Linked DNA regions of Mus musculus: region 1 is linked to region 2. The links are chromatin contacts, found by Hi-C or POLR2A ChIA-PET in ENCODE. All regions are on one chromosome and are shown on one strand. The core of a region is the stretch at or near the end of the contact, and the rest is flanking DNA. Distances in the headings are between cores, read along the strand shown.

Region 1 (6,731 bases), core at 807-3,306, 470 kb before region 2:
TCCTGGAACTCACTCTGTAGACCAGGCTGGCCTTGAACTCAGAAATCCGCCTGCCTCTGCCTCCCAAGTGCTGGGATTAAAGGCGTGCACCACCACGCCCAGCTGGTAGGACCAATTTTATTCATATGTGTGCATATGACTTCAGAAGCTAGAGAAGAGCATCAGATCCCATAGAGCTGGAGTTACAGACCAGTTGTGAACTGCCGTGTGGATGCTTGGAAGCTGAACCTGGGTGCTCTGGCACAGCAGCAAGCCATCTCTTCAGCCCTTAAGCCATAACTTAGACTTGAGACTGTAATTTTGGCTTTAGGTGTTAGGTAAGCACTCGATCTCTTAGCTGAATCTCCTAGCCCTAGAGGAGATCTTTAATGGATATCTTCCTAGACCCCTGGAGATGTTTGTCAGGCTGTTTGTAACCAGTGAAAGATCCTATTAGAAAAAGGCTGTTCCTGTTGGGATGCAGCTCAGTTGGTAGAGTACATGCTCAAAGCCCTTTGTCGATCCCCACAACCAGGTAAAATGTGAGAGATGATAGAACTCTATAATACCAGCACTCAGGAAGATTAGAAGTTCAGGGTCATCCTTGGATTTATAGGATGTTCAAGGCCAGCTCGGAATACCTGAGACCCTGTGTCACACGCAAACGAGAAGGGTACAATCCCGATTCTCTTTTATCCCTCTTTCTTTCCTCCTAACACGTGGCCTTGTGGGAGGTCTCTTGTCCTCAACTGACTCAGCATCTTTGGGGGCTTTGGGGCATACTGATGGTGGTTACAGGTGGAGAGGAAGCCAGGCAGAATAGCAGAATTAAGATTCTAGGAGCTGCCATAGACCAGGCAGACAGCTGGCTCTGTTAAGTGGGCATTTATGAGAAAACTGAGGGATGACATGCCTGATTGCACGGACGAGGACTTCGCGGAGCTCTTGCTGATTGCCAACCCCATATGTACTGGTGGGAGTCGTGGTCGGTGCTCTGTGCCGGTGTGCATCTTCTGAGACAGGGTCTCTGTACCTCAGGCTCCTCCTTTCCCTCTCCTTCCTCTTCTACCCTTCTCCCTTCATCCCCCAACCCTCTTTTTTTTTTTTTTTTTTTTTTTTTCTGTTTTTGAGACAGGGTCTTGCTGTGTGCCATGAGCTAGTCCCAAATTCATGCCCTCCTGCCTCAACTTTCAGTGCCGAGACTCTAGGTATTGTCACCACACCTGGCTTAATTTAACAGGTTTGATTTTTTCTTTTTGTGTTTTGTTTTGTTTTGTTTTGTTTTGCCACATTTTCCTGTTTTTCCCTTGTGGAATTTATTAGTCAGATTCCCCTCCCCTCATTGGTCTTCTGGTATTTTTTTCATAGTTTTATATTTTTGTTCAAGTATATACCAACTTTGCATTGAGTTAACTCTATTAGTTTGTTTTGTTTTGTAAAATGTTTAAGATTGCTTTTTGGCTCTTGTCTCAAGAGTCTCGCTGTATAGACTTGGCTGGTCAGGACCTCACTAAGTACATCAGCCTGGCCTTGATCTCTCAGAGATCCTATGGCCTCTGCTACCGAAGTACTGGGATTAAGGACGTGAGCCACCATGCCCAGTGCACTGCATTTTTTTTTTTTTTAATTTTTTGTTGATTCCCAGAGAATTTGACATCACGCACCCCAAATGTCTCCCAGTCCCTTCCTGTCTTCCTCCCACCCATACAGACCCCCACACCCTGCAGAGAAAACAAAACAAAATAGAATAAAAAGAAAATCTTGTGGAAGCTGTGCTGTGTCACAGTGTGTCACACATCTCCACTTGCAAATGTTCCCTGCAATGAGTCATGAGTCTGCCTTGGGGCCTCTGGCCTCTGCCACACCATCTCTACCAGATCCTCACAGGAACTTCTCCCGGATATCCTGACATTGCCTGGTGTCATAGAGATCCTGTAGCTTTGGGTCTGCAGGCCCAGCCCTTTCACAGGCTCCAGCAGATCCTAGATGAACCCTGGGTCTGGGACTGGGAGGCAGCTGGTCTGGTCAGCTCGCCAGCTCTCCTGTGCTCAAACCACCAGGGCCAGCCAGCTCTCCAGTATTGCCCTTGCTAGCTCAGCCCGTGCCTCAGCCAGTAACGGGCAGGGTCAGCTCTCCTGCTCTCAAGTCCTGGGTGGTGGCTTACCTGTGCCTTTGCCCAGGGGAGGTGCAGGACCCACTCTCCCGAGTGCTGCAGCCAGTGAGCGGCAGGGCCAGCCCTTCCAGACTCACCTGCACCCACCCCTCCACATAGGGTCTGCTCTACTTTGCTGTCCAGATGAGGTACATTGAATTTCATATTTCTTTATAATTTTAATTTCCAGGAGTTCTTTTTGGTCTCTAAATAGATCTTTAAAAAAATAGCACTATGGAGCTCTAGAGGTGGCTCACCAGTGAAGGTCCTGGCTACTCTTACAAAAGACACGGGTTCAATTCCCAGGACATGGATAGCTCATAACTGTCTGTAATTTCAGCCCTGGGGTGGGGTCTGCTTTTCTAGCCTTTGAAGGCACTGCATGCTCATGGTGCTTGGATATACATGCAGGCAAAATACCCATACACATGAAAAGAAATACAGCACTAGGTCAGCGTCTGCTGGGTGCATCCCTCAGCTCTGAGCTCTCGCCTTGCATCGTCTTGAGTTTCTGCATTTAGTTGTTTGATTTTGTTTTCTAATGGAGAGGGTTCTCTTCAAATGTCTGATATTCTTTAGCTGCGCCTATTTAGTCGTGAAAAGCTGGGTGCCCAGACTCAGTTGGGAATGAAAGATTCGGTTGGGAGCCTTCAGTATTTAGTACCTCACAATTTCTTCCCTGAAAACCCCCTAGTAGTCCAAGGGTGGTTGGGTTTTCCAGAAGGCTCCCGGGTCTCCTGCCTGTAGACACAGTGTTGCGAGCTTGGTTGGGAATGCCCGTGCCTGGGATTCCTGTAGATGACCTCTAGCCCAGGGCTGCTTGGCTGCTGGTTGACAGCTCAGAGGGCTGCTGGGCTGGGCTGCTCCTCTGCTCCCTGGGCTGCCTCCCTCCTTTCCTCTGGCGGGCTTGTTCTCATTGATGTTCTGGGTCTTGATCATTCGGTCTTCTAATCTCATCTGCTCATGTTTCCTCCCACTTTAATTTCCCAGAAGTGTGTTGATGGGTCATCACTGCTGTCATTCCCTCCTCTGTCCTTCAGAGTTTCATTTACTTTACTTGGCCGAAATGTATTATGTATTATTATTCTATTTATAGTATTGGATATCAAACAAAGGGTTCATGCGAGCTAGGCAAACACTACCACTGAGCAACACTGCCAGTTCTTTTCCTTCTTATTTTGAAACAGAGCTTTACCAAGTTCCCAAGGGGACTTCCTAGCCTCCTGCCTTAGCCTCCTGAAAAGCTGGGTTGTGGGCATGGGCCACTGTACCCAGCTTGAGTGAAGATGTGATTGTTTTTTACATGTTTATTTATTTATCTTGTATGTGTACATACACTGCATGTATGGAGAGATCAGAGGACCATTTGAGGGAGTCAGTTCTCTCTTTCCAGCATCGGATTCTAGGAATTGAACTCATGTCTAGGTTTAGTGTCAAGTGCCTGTACCCACTGAGCAGTCCTGTCAGCCCAGACAATGTGTAGTGATGTGCAGATTATTATGTATTTACATTGATCACATTTGGACCTAGTTCTGCCATCTATATTTTTTCCATGTTGGGAATTGAACCCAGGGCCTCTACGATGAGCCTATTTCCTAACTTCTTCTTTTTCCAGCCCCCCTTTTTTCCTTGGACAGTCTCACATATCCCCAGATGACTTTGAACTAGACTTCACTATTTTGCCAAATGTACCTTGAATTTCTGATCTTGCGTCTACACCTCCCTAAGTGGAGGGATCACAGGTGTGTGACACCCTGCCTGGTTTTACGCAGTGTGGGGATCAGACTTAGGGCTGTGTGCAAGAGAGACAAGCACTCTACCAACTGAGCTATATCCCCAGTCCCCTCTGGTTTTGAGACAGTGTCACTATGTAGCCTGGGCTGGCTTTGAACTCATAGTCCTCCTGCCTCTGCCTTTTGAGTGCTGAGATTGCAGGTATGTGCCACCACATGTGGCTACCCCTGGCGTTGTACTTAGTTCTTTCTACCGACTCTGTCTTCTCTCTGCTGCTTTCCCTTTTCATTCCTTTGTTATATAGACTGACTTTCCTTCTACTTGGAAAGTTACCTGTGATGGAGTTCATGTGTCATTCTCACAGTGTAACGTATTAAGCCCATACTTGAGCTTTTCATTGTCTTGACCCTTACATGGTCTCCCCTTTCGTCCATTCTCTCTGCCATTGCTCAGAACTGGCAAGGTTGTTCCTGGGTGCCGTAAGAGAGGCCACCTCAGTGAAGGTCTAGTTTAAAGCAGTGGTTCTCACTCTTCCTAACACTGTACTCCTGAATACAGCTCCTTATGTTGTGGTGACCTCAACCATAAAGTTATTTCCTCTGCTACTTCGTAACTGTCATTTTGCTACTGTTATGGATTGTAATGTAAATATCTGATATACAGATGGTCTTAGGTGACCCCTGTGATAGGGATGTTCTATCCTCAAAGGGGTTGAGACCCACAGGATGCATACCACTGGTTTAAAGGCTATCTAAAAACATCCCTGAGGTTTTGGGTATGATTAGGGATGGTAAGTAGGAGACGTGAGGCACAAGGGACAGGTGAAGAATTCTGAAAACTTTAGACCTGCGGCTACTCCTTAGCCTTCATCTTTGAGATGTCTGCTTTTTGCCCCAGCTTGGCTCTAAAGAGTTGTGCAGAGGGCTGATGAGATGGCTCAGCAGGTAAGAGTACCCGACTGCTCTTCCGAAGGTCCTGAGTTCAAATCCCAGCAACCACATGGTGGCTCACAACCATCCCTAACGATATCTGACTCCCTCTTCTGGTGTGTCTGAAGACAGCTACAGTGTACTTACATATAATAAATAAATAAATCTTTAAAAAAAAAAAAAAAAGAGCTGTGCAGAGCATGGTCCCCCCACCCCACCCCACCCCACTCTGTGTAGGGGAGAAACAGCCAAGGGAAGGGCTGGTGACCTGGCTATGTGCAGAGAGGCTCCCTCGACCTGAATCACCAAGTTCTTATCAGGCAGCCAAGTGGATGCAGCAGAATTGGAGCTGTCAGGGTTTCTCCAGCGGCCAGGATACTGAATTTCCTTTCTGAGATCTTCCAATTTATACATTCATTAAAACTTCTTACAGCTGTCTAGGCTACGTGACGGCCCATGGTCAGACACTGTGGCCTTTGCCCACAGCCATGGCTGTCAAATGATTCTTTCTGTCACCCTTGACTGGCCTTCCTCCTTGATGAATGTCCTTCCCTGAGTCAGTGCTTTAACACAGGTTAAACAGCCCCCTCATTTGCGTCAATACTTTTCCAGTGATTGACAGGGTGAAGACACTCATTCTCCCCAACGAGGGCACAGATTTTATTTTCCCAGAGCCTGTCTGCAGCCTGAGGCCCCTTCCCACACCAGACCTTGTTTCTGAAAGTAGGTGAGGGGACTCTGCTGTCTCAATGGAACATGGATTGTGGCACCGTAGGGCCCACGACTTGGCCCTGTGAGTCTCCTTGGTCACCCACCCCCCCACCCACCCCCACACACCCCCGCTGCCTACAGTAGGCTTGAGTTCCCTTCCATTCTCTGCTGCCACTGCCTCCGGCCTCAACTGCAGAGAGTCAAGAGCCGCTGGTTATATACCCGAGGCCGGAGGTGACTCATCTCTCAGCAGCCCCTTGAACAGGGAAGTGAGATGTGTGCACCTGGCAGGGCCTGGCCTTTGAGTGACAGCGGAAGTAGCTGTGTAAACATGAGGTTCATTGCTAAGGGGAAGTCCTGGTCAGCGCCAGGCTGTGAGGAGAGCATCTGCCTTCTGCCTGTACTGGCCCTCATGTGGCCTTTCCGCCTGTAGGTCTAGTAATGTTTCCATTTCTTCTCCCTTCTCTCCACTTTCTTGGTGACAGCTGGAAGTCACAGTGGTAACAACAGAGAGAGCCAAACATTTCTACAGCCCTCAGGATGTCCCCGTCACCCTCTACAGTGACGCTGATGAATGGGAGGTCAGTGTGGGCCCATTGCTTTTCTTCCAGCAGGACAGAGCTGTCTTCCCTGCAGCCTATGGCCCTGGCTGCTGGAGCACACAGCCTGGGCTCAAGTCGGTGGTCAGGGCCATCTGGGTAGAGGCGATGAGGAAAACATCTGTCTAGCTCCTGGCCTGCGGGAGGCCTGTGGTACCGCCTTCCTTAGGCAGAGCTCAGCTTTGGCCCAGTGCCCTGGGTTGTGTCCTTGTACTTATCTGGGCTGATGAAACCACAGAGGCGCTCTGTTCCCACCACCCCCATCCACGTGGCCCTCAGCATCCAGAGTGCCTCACTTCCCACGGCCGCTGGCCGTGCCTCTGCCCTCCTGCGGTGGGGTGGGCACCAGTGGAGTTGCCAGGCACGGAGTGTGGGCCTCATAGGGCTGTCCTGCCAGGACGTTTAAAACATTTCTGGCTGGGCTGCCCTTCTCCCCCTCCCCCTCCCTCTCCATTTCTCACCGCCCCAGAGTTCTTCTACTGGCTTGGACAACCCAAGCATCCGCCTCAAGCAGACAGGCCAGGAGTTCCCTGCCAGATGTCAGTTCTCCTGAAAACCAAACCATAAAGGGAATACGCTGAGAGAGACAAGGAGCGTTTGTTTCCTCAGGCCTGCTTTCTGTCAAGC
Region 2 (6,506 bases), core at 1,956-4,455:
CAGCTTGGTCTACAAAGTGAGTTCCAGGACAGCCAGGGCTATACAGAGAAACCCTGTTTTGAAGAAAAACAAAACAAAACAAAAACAAAAAGCTAACGAAGACACTGCTTCTGGATGTATACCCAAAGGAGGCTATGTCTTCCCAGCCTTCTTTCTGCTTTCCTGTTATGTGTGGGGTTTTTTGGTGGTGGTGGCTTTTTTTATTTTTAATTTTTTTATTTTTATTTTTTGGTCCTCTCCCTCTTTAAAAAGACTTACTTTTATTTTCCATTTTCTATGTATGAGTGTTTTGCCTGTGTGTATATACATGCAACATGAACAAGCCTGATGCAATCAGAGGCCAGAAGAGGGCATCAGGTCCCTGGAACTGGAGTTACAGACATGTGCAGATCCATGTTTATTGCTGCATTATTCACAATACCAAAGAAATGGGACCAGCTTAGAAATGGAACAGAAGAGGTGATAAAAATATGGCACACAACAGCCAGGTTAGCACACCTTTAATCCCAGCACTTGGGAGGCAGATCTTTGTGAGTTCCAGGCCACGCAGGGCTGACTAACATGAGACCCTGGATCTATAAAGCATTGTTTTAAGTGAGGTAATGATAATAATTGATAGCAGGGTGTGGTGGTGCACACCTTTAAGCCCAGCACTTGGGAGGCAGAGGCAGGTGGAGTTCTGAGTTCGAGGCTAGCCTGGTCTACAGAGTGAGTTCCAGGACAGCCAGGGCTACACAGAGAAGCCCTGTCTTGAAAAACCAAAAAAAAAAGTAAATGAAAAAAATATCTAATAAAAAAATGTGGGGGTAAAAAAGATGTTTAAAAAAAAAAAAAACAGGGGTTTGGGGGAGAACATATGTGACAGGAGAGCAGAAAGAAGGCTGGGAGAAAGGTACAACAGGGAGAACACGTGACTAAAAAGGTGGTAGCCAGGTACAGAAGCACAGTCACATAACCACAGCACCCAGAAGGATCACTGCAAACTGAAGGCCAGGCTGGTTTATATAATGAGCTCCAAGACAGTCAGGAATACACTAGAGAGACCGTGTTCTCAAACAACAAAAATGTGGTGATTCACACCTATAATATCATGACCTCACTTCACAGGGTGAGGAATGAGGATGACAAGTTAAAGGCCTGGATGGGCTACAGAGTAAGCGCACAACCAGCCTGCTAACCTGGCAAGACCTTAATTATCTCAGAAAGAAAAAGAAAACAGGTTGGAACCAGGCTCACCAATACCTAAAATCCCAGCACTGGGGGGGATCATGGAGGATGGCAGGAAGGGCGGACCAGCAATTCAAAGTCAGTCTCAGATTCTTAGGGAATTCTAGATATGTGTGGGTCTATTGAGACCCTGTCTCAAAAAAAAAAAAAAAAAAAAAAAAACAGGCTGGAGAAATGGCTCAGGAGCTAGGAGCACTTGTCACTCTTACGGAGGAATTAGATTCAATCCCCAGCACCAACACAGTGGCTCACAACAAATCTGATACTCTCTTCTGGCCTCTGTGAGCACTAGACAAGCACATGGCACACATACATATAGTGAGGCACGTAATAAACTAAATCGTTTTTTAAAGGGGGTAGCTGGAATTATAACTCAATAGAGGAGTGTTTCCATTGCATGTGTGATGTCCCTAGGTCCAATTCCCAGTTCTGCAATCTGGTCCGTCAATGTAGCTAAGCAGCTGGCTTTGTAGCCCAGTGACAGTGCTTGGTTTTGATTGATTTGGGGATGGAGTGAGGTTAGTGAGCATCTTAACCATTCAAATATACAGTTCTGCAGTGGGAAGTACCTTTACACTGTTATCAACTGTTTCCATCTTGCAAGAATGCACAGGACAGGATAGGACAGGGTGGAAGGGTACTGGAGAGATGGTTCAGCCATTAGGTTAAAAGTACTGGTTGCGGGGCTGGAGAGATGGCTTGGCGGTTCAGAGCACTGACTGCTCTGCCAGAGGTCCTGAGTTCAATTCCCAGCAACCACATGGTGGCTCACAACCATCTGTAATGAGATCTGATGCACTCTTCTAGTGTGTGTCTGAAGACAGTTGCAGTGTACTCATATAAATAAAAATAAATAAATCTTAAAAACACACACAGCACTAGTTAAAAAAAAAAAAAAAAAAGAGAGTACTGGTTGCTCTTCCAGAGGACCTGGGTTTCATGTGGTAATTCATGACCACCTGTAAACCAATTCCAGGGAACTAACTGGAACTCTCTTCTGACTTTCTTCCCAGCATGGCACCCATGTGGTGTGCAGACATGTAGGCAAAACACACATACACATATGCATATAGGAAAATAAACAAATAAAAGAACAAAGGATGGTGCCATACCTCCACTTGGTAAAGTACTTGCCAAAGTGCGCACCATATTTGCACCAAGCCTTGGGTCTGAAACCCAGGAGAAAAAGAAGAAAGCTGCATTCCTATATCCTAAGACATTAAAAATACTTTTTTTTTTTTCTGTTTTGTTTTGTTTTGGGGACAGGTTTTCTGTCCTGGAACTCTCCTTGTAGTCCAGGCTGGCCTCGAACTCATAGAGACCTGCCTGCCTTCTGAGTGCTGAGATTAAAGGTATGCAACCACCACACCCGGCTAAGAATACTTTCTAAGAAAATTTGTTAAAAGTGACTATTATCAGTGTGGATTTAAGGTGTGCATCAGAGTGTTTGTAAAATAACCGGGAGTATTCAGTAGATAATTACTGAGCTTCCCCGTCAAGGTATCCTGAAGTATGCCATAGAAATGATCCCTAACAGGACCTTACGTGTCATACACCTGCAATGGCAGCAAGGCAGGAGGCCGAGGAAAAGAAGCGAACTAATTCCTAAGTGTCAGGCTCACCCAAGCCTCTTCTCCAGCCCAATAGATGCTCCCACCACACGTCCGTGAACTCTGCCGCCCTCCCCGCTACTGTCTCTCTAGCAATGGAGTCGTTTGTCTTTCGGTTACAGAATTCTCCCTGCCACACATAAATGTTCCTCATGAGTTTGAGCCAGACTGCCTGGAATACAACGACAAAAATATGGCCAAGTCCAAGTCCCCAAGACTGGCCAGCCTCCCCAGGTAACGGCTGCGAAGCCAGCCCTGGGTCATCAGAAGAAGTTTGAGCTTGCGGCTGAGAGAACGCCAAACTAGACAGGGCCAGACTTACCGCACGTCCGTACCACTCGCGCACGCCGCCAGTGCCTGTGCCGACTGACCAATTAGGTGCCTTAGCGGAGCTAGACACGCCCCGCTCAAGCTTGCACTCGAACTTCCGGCTCCGCCTACCGTGGTGCATCGCGGGAGTTGAGTCGGGCAGGACATTACTTCCGCCCTGAACTGAGCGACTCTTCTCCCTAGGGAGGGGCTTCCAGATTTGGTTTAGGCTTTTTCGGGATTCTAGCGAGATTGTCCGCGATACGGAGCCTTCAGTACTGATCGCAAACTTGCCCCGGATCCTTTCACTGACAAAACCGTGACTTCGTGGCCGCCACCTCTCCGGGTGTGCCCAAACTCGAGAGTTGCACTGACAGCCCTTTTGTCTTGCTTGTGCGATTTTCTGAATGGCTTTCAGGTTTCGAACTAATAAACGTTTCTTCCCTTCCTTTTTCCTTTCCCTTTCTTTCTTTCTTTCTTTCTTTCTTTCTTTCTTTCTTTCTTTCTTTCTTTCTCTTTCTTTCTTTCTTTCTCTCTCTCTTTCTCTCTCTCCTTTCTCTCTCTTCTCTCTTTCTTTCTTTTTCTTTCTTTCTTTCTTTCTTTCTTTCTCTCTCTTTCTCTTTCTCTCTCTCTTTCTCTCTCTTTCTCTCTCTCTTCCTCTCTCTCTCTCTCTCTCTCTCTCTCTCTCTCTCTCTCTCTCTTTCTTTGTATAGCCCTGGCTGTCCTGGAACTCACTTTGTAGACCAGGCTGGCCTCGAACTCTGAAATCCGCCTGCTTCTGCCTCCCGAGTGCTGGGATTAAAGGCGTGCAGGCGTGCGCCACCACTGCTATCCCTATTCTCCTTTCTAACATGACGCGGAAAGGGACCTGGCTCGATTCCTGATAGGTAACGTTCAGCATTTGAGTGCAGCACTTAGTCCGGTTTGAAAGTAGTTACATGAGTGACCGAGATTTAGGAGACCCTAAGCAAACCCATACATCGTGTCTGCAGGGTAAGACTTCTAGCATGTAAAATGAAAACAGGACTTGCTACTTAATGCTTATAATGTGAGCCAGATGCGTTGCTTCTAACACCTCAATGAACTGGGGTGTGGCTAGGGATGTTGCTCAGCAATCAATGTGTTTGTATAGCCTGCGCTAAACTTGCAGTGGCACCACCCTGTAATCGAACAACAGGGGGTGAAAGCAGGACTGGCTGGTAGTGCTAGCACATGCCTTTAATGCCAGCTTTCAAGAGGCAGAGAAAGGCAGATCTCTAAGTTAAAGGACAGCCTGGTCTGCAGAGTTCCTGGAAAGTCAGGAGCCCTGTGGGTGGTGGTGGGGGAGTAATTTGGCCAGGGTTGTCAGGAACCATAATGGGACAAGCTAATAACTAGCAGTTGATCATCCTGAAGTGGCCTGCTTCGGATTATTATTATTTTTTCTTTTCTTTTTTTTTTTTTTTTTTTTTGGTTTTTCGAGACAGGGTTTCTCTGTATAGCCCTGGCTGTCCTGGAACTCACTTTGTAGACCAGGCTGGCCTCGAACTCAGAAATCCGCCTGCCTCTGCCTCCCAAGTGCTGGAATTAAAGGCGTGCGCCACCACCACCCGGCTCGGATTATTATATAATTTGTGACAGGTGAGCCCTTATTAAGCGAGGCTGTAAGGGACTCATTTTAGGAGAGATTCCTGCTATTAATATGCTTCTCCTGTTATTATTAAATATATATAACAATCACTAAGTAGTAGCACACCCCTTTGGAGTAGATCTCTGTAAATCAACGAAGTTGTACTATCTTCTAGTGATGCTATATAGACAAATAGATGACTTAAGTCTTAATAATGATCCTATAAGAATTCCTAAAATTATATCCATGACTATTAAGCTCTTTTATAATAGGACTGCTATTAGGTCCTTTTCTGATAGTCAAAACTGCAATGAGAACTCTGCCAGTCTCCCTAGTGTCACCAGTTAATTGCTCTTAGATGGTAACCAGACTTTCTCCTACATTCCAAGAGGTTGTAAAACAATTACCCAAAGATTATAAAAGGGGAACTAACGATTTATTACAGGTGCTAGGACAGAAGATAAGATATTGACTGGGTTTATCTATACAAAACTTGACTTATAACTTAGTTGTGGGTTTTTTTTTTTTTTTTTTTTTTTGAGACAGGGTTTCTCTGTATAGCCCTGGCTGTCCTGGAGCTCACTTTGTAGACCAGGCTGGCCTCGAACTCAGAAATCCGCCTGCCTTTGCCTCTCCAGTGCTGGGATCAAAGGCGTGCGCCACCACGCCCGGCTTTTAGTTGTGGTTTTAAACCTTCGGTGAACCTGTGGAGCTGAGACAAGTGATGGATGTTTAGCTAGATAACTACTCCTAATGGATATGCATGGAAACAATCTGTTGTAAACTTCTATTTCAATTTATATTTGATTTTCTATGTGAACTTTTGATGTACTTTTTAACATATGATCATGTAATCTTAAAGATGTTTAAGGTCTGAGGACAAAGAGTCAGATTTGAGGGACTGAGGTGAGAGGAACGGAGGTGAGAACTGAGCTGAGAGAGGAACTGGGCTGAGGAGAGGTTTTTTTTTTTTTAAGATTTATTTATTTATTATATGTAAGTACACTGTAGCTGTCTTCAGACACACCAGAAGAGGGAGTCAGATCTCATTACGGATGGTTGTGAGCCACCATGTGGTTGCTGAGATTTGAACTCCTGACCTTCGGAAGAGCAGTCGGGTGCTCTTACTCATTGAGCCATCTCACCAGCCCCCGAGGAGAAGTTTTTAGACAACACTTTTTATATTAGAAGGAGAATGCAGAGTGGAATAACTTGGAAATTATAGGTAACATAAAATACTAAGAGAGCAATGTGCAGAATGCAGAGGGAAAGAGGAAAAAAGAAGATGTCACAGAGAGCAGAAGGAGCAGGCAGGCTTCTCCTTACCATGGGACAGAACAGGTCCCATGGTGAGGACAAGGCAGGTTTAGTTTTATTAAACGGAACAAAGCTCTTTTTCTTAAAAACACGGGTTTAATTCACTTAGCATTAAAAGGGTAGAAGCCTTTTCTTTCTCTATGCAATAAAGATTGGAGCGCATTTTTCATCCAGAATGTGTGAGTTCTTTCTGCACCGGTGCTTGGTCTTTTGCTCCATATGCATATGTCAATATGGATGTGTGTGTCAGTATATAATTGTGAGAATGTATGCAAACTTACCACACCAAGGTGCCACTCACACATACTGCCAGTACCTATGGGAACTGACCCATTTTCTGAATGACTCTGAGTTCTCAACCATCTATAACGGGATCTGGTGCCCTCTTCTGGCATGCAAGTGTACATGCAGATAGAGCATCTGCATATATACCC

What was found. A loop is a pair of places that touch in the nucleus more often than their neighbours do. ChIA-PET counts read pairs that join two places held with the same protein, here RNA polymerase II (POLR2A).
Region 1: a map of v-Abl transformed pro-B cells shows a loop between it and region 2 (2.8-fold over the local background). The contact joins the enhancer-like site here to the promoter of Snupn in region 2. A Hi-C loop is called at or near these places in 1 of 37 maps with a recorded cell type or tissue (v-Abl transformed pro-B cells). POLR2A ChIA-PET finds 5 or more read pairs at or near these places in 1 of 5 experiments (embryonic stem cell).

The regions. Positions count from the first base shown.
Region 1 is chr9:57,420,481-57,427,211 of GRCm38, reverse strand. It overlaps Ppcdc (phosphopantothenoylcysteine decarboxylase), which reads left to right. Exons shown (of 7, transcript NM_176831.5): 4 at 5,991-6,086. Among named protein-coding and RNA genes, the nearest start is that of Ppcdc, 16 kb to the left of the region's middle. Within about 2 kb of position 2,056, at least 1 of the 3 ENCODE cell types and tissues checked has a DNase peak (open chromatin) inside an H3K27ac peak, as active enhancers do.
Region 2 is chr9:56,947,607-56,954,112 of GRCm38, reverse strand. Snupn (snurportin 1) reads right to left here and starts at 3,205. Exons shown (of 9, transcript NM_178374.4): 1 at 3,160-3,205.